2 separate regions of the Homo sapiens genome follow, and region 1 is linked to region 2. Evidence: read pairs that join two places in POLR2A ChIA-PET (ENCODE). Cell type or tissue: OCI-LY7. All regions are shown on one strand. Each heading gives the region's core, and the rest is flanking DNA. Links, peaks and the distances in the headings are about the cores only.

Evidence for each region. ChIA-PET counts read pairs that join two places held together with the same protein. Peaks named below come from ENCODE experiments on the same cell type or tissue, not always from the same donor. Only the 100,000 strongest peaks of a DNase experiment are listed, where the experiment ranks them.
Region 1: POLR2A ChIA-PET joins it to region 2 with 5 read pairs; 9 of 35 experiments call an interaction of 5 or more read pairs at or near these places.

Annotation. Positions count from the first base shown.
Region 1 is chr7:44,126,164-44,129,075 of GRCh38, reverse strand. No RefSeq gene overlaps it. Among named protein-coding and RNA genes, the nearest start is that of POLD2, 4.1 kb to the right of the region's middle. In OCI-LY7, for the core only: a CTCF peak has its summit at 525 (motif pointing left); DNase peaks (open chromatin) are centred at 1,135 and 1,725; H3K4me3 peaks cover 836 bases; H3K27ac peaks cover 1,285 bases.
Region 2 is chr7:44,035,081-44,037,992 of GRCh38, reverse strand. It overlaps the pseudogene RASA4CP. Among named protein-coding and RNA genes, the nearest start is that of LINC00957, 2.5 kb to the left of the region's middle. RefSeq lists an enhancer at 1,110-1,609. In OCI-LY7, for the core only: no CTCF peak of the experiment used is centred there; a DNase peak (open chromatin) is centred at 1,400.

The DNA of each region.
Region 1 (2,912 bases), core at 277-2,776, 91 kb before region 2:
CCCTTCACTGTCTTTTTCCTTGGGACTCGTTGATCTGTCTCTACCATCCCAGGTGTCTGGAGCAGCCTCTAACCTTCCATCTGCCAAGGTACTTCAGCCCCACCCCTCCCAGCTGTGGAATGTCCCCTAGGATGTGCCACTGACACAAAGAGCCACACAGCTCCAAAATAGAATATTATCTAACCCACTGCTCCCTTTGCTGTCAGCAACACCTCCACCATGCTTCTCCCAGGACCCCCCTTGAACTCTCTGCTTCCTCCCTGAGGCCAAAGGAAAGACAGGAAAGGGGCCACCTTCCTGTCCTTGGGTCCCACAGAGATGTATCCTTGTAATGAAACCTACTTTATGCTTGAGTTGTATCCAGTTAGTTTCTGTGGCTTGCAATCAAGACCCACACCCACCTCAACCCAGGCTCTAGAGAGTAGACCCTTGTTTTTGCCTGGCTTGGGTCGACCTGGCACCTGCCAGGGTCCCAGCCTCTGAGTCAGCCCACCTTGCCCTCATCGGTGCCACCTCCAGGCGGCTGTACATAGACTCTGGCTTCTGCCCTGGCCTGGCCTCTGGGAACTGCAGCTGTCTGCTTCCATCCTATGTGGATGGTGCCTGAAAGTGAATAGGGATCAGTTACCAGCCCAGTATCTGTCCCCTTCTCAATAGCACTGATTCCTATGGGGAACTGCTTTTCTTGGACTATGTATGGGTTTGGTGGGAGGGTAGTTCCTGTAACCAACCCTACAGGGTGTAGGAACCTAGACTCTCAGCAACATAACAGGCAGCAGGCTCCCAAGCTAAGTCTGGCCAGCTGGGCCACCTCTCCCAGATTCTGTTTCATGAGAGCATCATCCAAGAGCAGTGGGAACACTGGGGACGGTCCAGCCTAGGACTGGTATGCAGATCAGAGAATCCCAGATAGAAGGTGATTGCTGTTCTTCCAGTTTCTTGGCCCTCCAGAGCAACCATACTTCCCATCTGCCCCAAAACCTGATCCTCCAAACTCCCACCATTTCTGTGCATCCCCAATATCTAATAGATCAACTGCCTTTCATTTACATTTGTCACAACCAAATGATACACCTGCCCTTCACCCACTACTGAACTGCAGCTGGGTTAGTCCAAATTCAGGGCCCACGTGTCATTTCAAGCCTGTCTTGAATAATGTACACCTTCCTGCAATGTGAGGATGGCCACCACCTTGGTCTTATACCCACGGGTGTCCTGAGCTACATTTCTCATAATCAAAAATAAACTCAACACATCACTCCAGCCTGAGCAACAGAGCAAGACACTAGCTCTAAAAATAAAAAATAAAAACAAACAAATGAAAAACCCAGCAAACTTGGGGAAAGAGGAAGCACCTGATTTCCAGAGTTTCCACATCATGAGATGCAAATGTCCAGTTTTCAACAACAACAACAACAACAAAAAAAAAATCACAAGGCATACAAAGAAATAGGAGACTAAGACCCACTCAAAGGAAAAGAATAAATAAGCAGAAGCCATACCAGAGGAAAACCAGATGGCTGACTTACTAGACAAATACTTTAAAACAACTGTCTTAAAGATGCTTGAAGAGCTAAAGGAAAATGTGAACAAAGTCAAGAAAGTGATGGAACAAATGGAAATTCCAATAAAGTGATAGAAAACTTTTTGGAGTTTTTTTTCTTGGTAGCAAAAAATTATGAAGCTGAAGAATACAATAAATTCCCTAGAGGGCTTCAAAGGCAGATGTAAGCAAACTTGGCCAGGTGCAGTGGCTCATGCTCATAATCCAGCACTTTGGAAGGCTGAGGCAGGAGGATTGCTTGAGCCCAGGAGTTTGAAACCAGCCTGGGCAACATAGAAAAACCCTATCTTTAAAAAAACTTATATAAAATTTAAAAATTATAAAATTTATTTAAAAAATCAGCAATTTGAAGACTGGACAGGGAAATTATCAAATTTGAGGAACAGAAAGGAAAAAGATGGAAGAAAAATAAACAGAGCCTAAGAGACCTGCGGGACACCATCAAGCAGACTAATACCCATTGTGGAAATTCCAGAAAGAAAAGAGAGTGAAGGACCAGAGAGATTATTAGGAGAAATAATGGCTGAAAATGTCTCAAATTTGATGAATGACATGAATATGAACATTCAAAAATCTCGACAAACTCCAAGTAGGAAAAACTCAAAGATACTCATACTGAGATTCATCATAATCAAACTGCTGAAAGCCAAAGACAAGGAGACAATATCAAAAGCTGCAAGAGAGAAGTGACTCATCACATACAAGGGATCTTCAAAAAGATTATCAGATATCTTGGCTGGGCACGGTGGCTCACACCTGTAATCTTAGCACTTTGGGAGGCCGAGGCAGGTGGATCACTTGAGGTCAGGAGTTTGAGACCAGCCTGGCCAACATGGCAAAAACCCATCTCCATTAAAAATACAAAGATTGGTGAGGCATGGTGGTGCATGCCTGTAATCCCAGCTACTCGGGAGGCTGAAGCAGGAGAATCACTTGAACCTGGGAGGCGGAGGGTGCACCAAGCCAAGATCGTGCCACCACTGCACTCCAGCCTGGGTGACAGAGTGTGACCTTGTTTCAAAAAAAAAAGAAAAAGAAAAAGAAAAAAAAGATCATCAGCTATCTCATCAGAAACCTCAGAGGCCAAAAGGCAGTAGATTGATATATTCAAAGTGCTAAAAGAAAAAAATAAATCTGTCAGCTGAGAATCCTGTATCTGTATCTCACTTAACCATTATTTTAAAATAAGGGAAAATGAAGACATTCCCAGATAAACACAAGCTGAGGGAGTTCATTATCACTAGATCTGCCCTGCAAAGAAAGCCAAAGAAAGCCTTTCAGGATGAAATGAAAGGATACTAGACAGTGACTCAAAGCTGAATAAAGAGGCCAGGCATAGTGGCTCACA
Region 2 (2,912 bases), core at 284-2,783:
CCTAGTCATGCAGGCTATGGGGATGATCTTCCAGGAGTACCCAGCCTAGCCCTGGGCAGGTGAGAGCAGGCTAGGAGTAGGTGAAGGAGCTCATCACCCACCCTGTTCTCAACCAGCTCAGGGGTCCCACCAGATGAGGGGCCCGCCCCTTCCGACCAAAGACCCCTCAGATGATGATAATTATTTTTTGAGACAGGGTCTTGCTCTGTCACCCAGACTGTAGTGCAGTGGTGCGATCATAGCTGACTGCAGCCTCAAACTCCTGGGCTCAAGCAATCTTCCTGCCTCAGCCTCCTGAGTAGCTGGGACTACAGGCACGTGCCACCAAGCCCAGCTAATTTTCTTTAACATTTTTTTTTTGCAGAGATGGGGTCTTGCTATGCTGCCCAGGCTGTTCTCAAACTCCTGGCCTCAGGCAATCCTCCTGCCCCAGCCTCCCAAAGCACTCAGATGATTATTATACATCTTCCTTGCCAGGGTTGAAAGATTTGACTACATGGGCATTATTTAATTCTGGTCCCATTTTTTTTTTTTTTTTTGAGATGGAGTTTCACTTTTGTTGCCCCGGCCAGAGTGCAATGGTGCGATCTTGGCTCACCGCAACCTCCGCCTCCCGGGTTCAAGCGATTCTCCTGCCTCAGCCTCCCAAGTAGCTGGGATTACAGGCATGCACCACCATGCCCGGCTAATTTTGTATTTTTAGTAGACACGGAGTTTCTCCATGTTTGTCAGGCTGGTCTCGAACTCCCAACCTCAGGTGATCCGCCTTCCTCGGCCTCCCAAAATGCTGGGATTACATGTGTGAGCCACTGCGCCCGGTCAGGATATGACTGTTAGAGCTTGGGACTACAAAAGCAAGTTGGAAAATTAATAAATGCAAAGTCACAAAGCCTTGGCCACGGCTGGATTGACTTTGTAGCCCAGGGAATGCTGGCTGTCCAGACACTACCCCAAAGCTCACACCTCCGAGGCCTTCTGGGAGTGCCCCCCAGAGAGGCCAGGTCCTCCTCTCCCAGTTGCTGGGCACTTGGTCACCATCAGTCTGTGCTCTGCCCTGGCTGAGGTCACTCTGGGTCTCCCACGCCTACCCCTGGTGCTGCAGAAGGGGAGACTGAGGCCCAGAGATGGGGAATGGAATGCCCCTGGCTAGGTCCCTGAGCCTCCTCCTCCCTGACTGCCCCAGAAAAGCGCCCTCATCAAGTTAGCCAACATCCGGGCAGCAGAAAAGGTTGAGGAAAAGAACTTTGGCAGCTCGCACGTCATGCAGGTCATCTACACGGACGACGCCGGCAGGCCCCAGACTGCCTACCTGCAGTGCAAGGTGCGGGGAGGGGAGCGGGTGCTGTGGGAGTGGCCTGAACACTGTGGGAGTGGCTTGGGTGCTGTGGGAGTGGCCTGGGTACTGTGGGAGTGGCATGAGCCCTGTGGGAGTGGCCTGAGCTCTATGGGAGTGGCCTGGGTGCTGTGGGAGTGCCCTGGATGCTATGGGAATGCCCTGGGTGCTGTGGGAATGGCCTGGGTGCTATGGGAGTGGCCTGAGCTCTGTGGGAGTGGCCTGGGTGCTGTGGGAGGGGCCTGAGTGGACTGGATGAGAAAAGAGTTGATTGAGCCTCTCGCCCCGCTACCAGCTACATCAGGCACCGCAGGGTGTGTCTAATCTGGGAGGTGTCAGGGACAGGTGTGTGTGTGTTGTCCAGGGGCCTGAGCCCCCAGGAGGCCATGGCCCATGTCTTTCCCTGGGCATCCATGTGTAGGTCTGTGTGTGGGCCAGTGCACAGACAGGTGCATCCCCGTGATGTGAAATTTGCACGTTGCACCCGTTTGTTGGAAACTATTTCCAGATAACTGAGATGGGGGCCAGGCACGCTGGTTCACGCGGATAATCCCAGCATTCTAGCCGGGGCAACAGAGCAAGACCCTTTCTCTAAAAAAGAAAGTCTGAGCTGGCACCTGTGTGGTTCTGTGTCTGTATCAATGCCTAATAATCAAACATTATGCTCTGTGTGGCTCTGGGTGCATGTTCTCAAGTAACCTTCTCATCTGTTCCTTCATTAACTCATTCATTCATTTATTTAAAAAATACTTACTGAGCACCTCCTAGGTTCCAGGCATGATTCTAGGTGAGGGGATACAGTGACAGATGAGGCAGAGTCCTGCCCTCATGGAGCTGATATCCCAGGGAGAAGATGGGCCAATAAATACATGTTTCAAATGTCGGCTCATGCCTGTAGTCCCAGTACTTTGGGAGGCTGAGGTGGGAGGATCACTGGAGGCCAGGAGTTTGAGAACAGCCTGGCCAATGTAGCAAGACCCCATCTCTACAAAAAAAAAAGTAGCCAGCCATGATGGCATGCACCTGTGATTCCAGCTACTTGGGAGGCTGAGGCAGGAAGATAGCCTGAACCCAGGAGTTGGAGGCTGCAGTGAACTATGATCACACCACTGCACTCCAGCCTGGGCTACAGAGTGAGACCCTGTCTCTTAAAAAAAAAAAAAAAAGCAAATTGTGATAGTGACTTGAAGGGAACCAGAAGGGACTAAGGGAGCAAGGGAGGGAAGAGAGTGGGGTATAGCAGGGAGCGGTCTGTCCTATTAAGAGTGGTCAGGGAGAATACAAAAATTAGCTGGGCGTGGTGGCGTGTGCCTGTAGTCCCAGCTACTTGGGGGGCTGAGGCAGGAGAATCACTTGAACCTGAGAGGTGGAGGTTGCAGTGAGCTGAGATCGAGCCACTGCACTCCAGCCTGGTGACAGAGCAAGACTCCATCTCAAAATAAATAAATTAATTAATTAGTAAATTAATTAAAGAGTGGTCAGGGAGGACCTCTGATGGGTGGCATTCGAGCAGGGACCTTGTAGGAGGGTGACCCAGATGTGTATCTAGGGCAGGGACATGTGGGACAAGTAGGAAGCC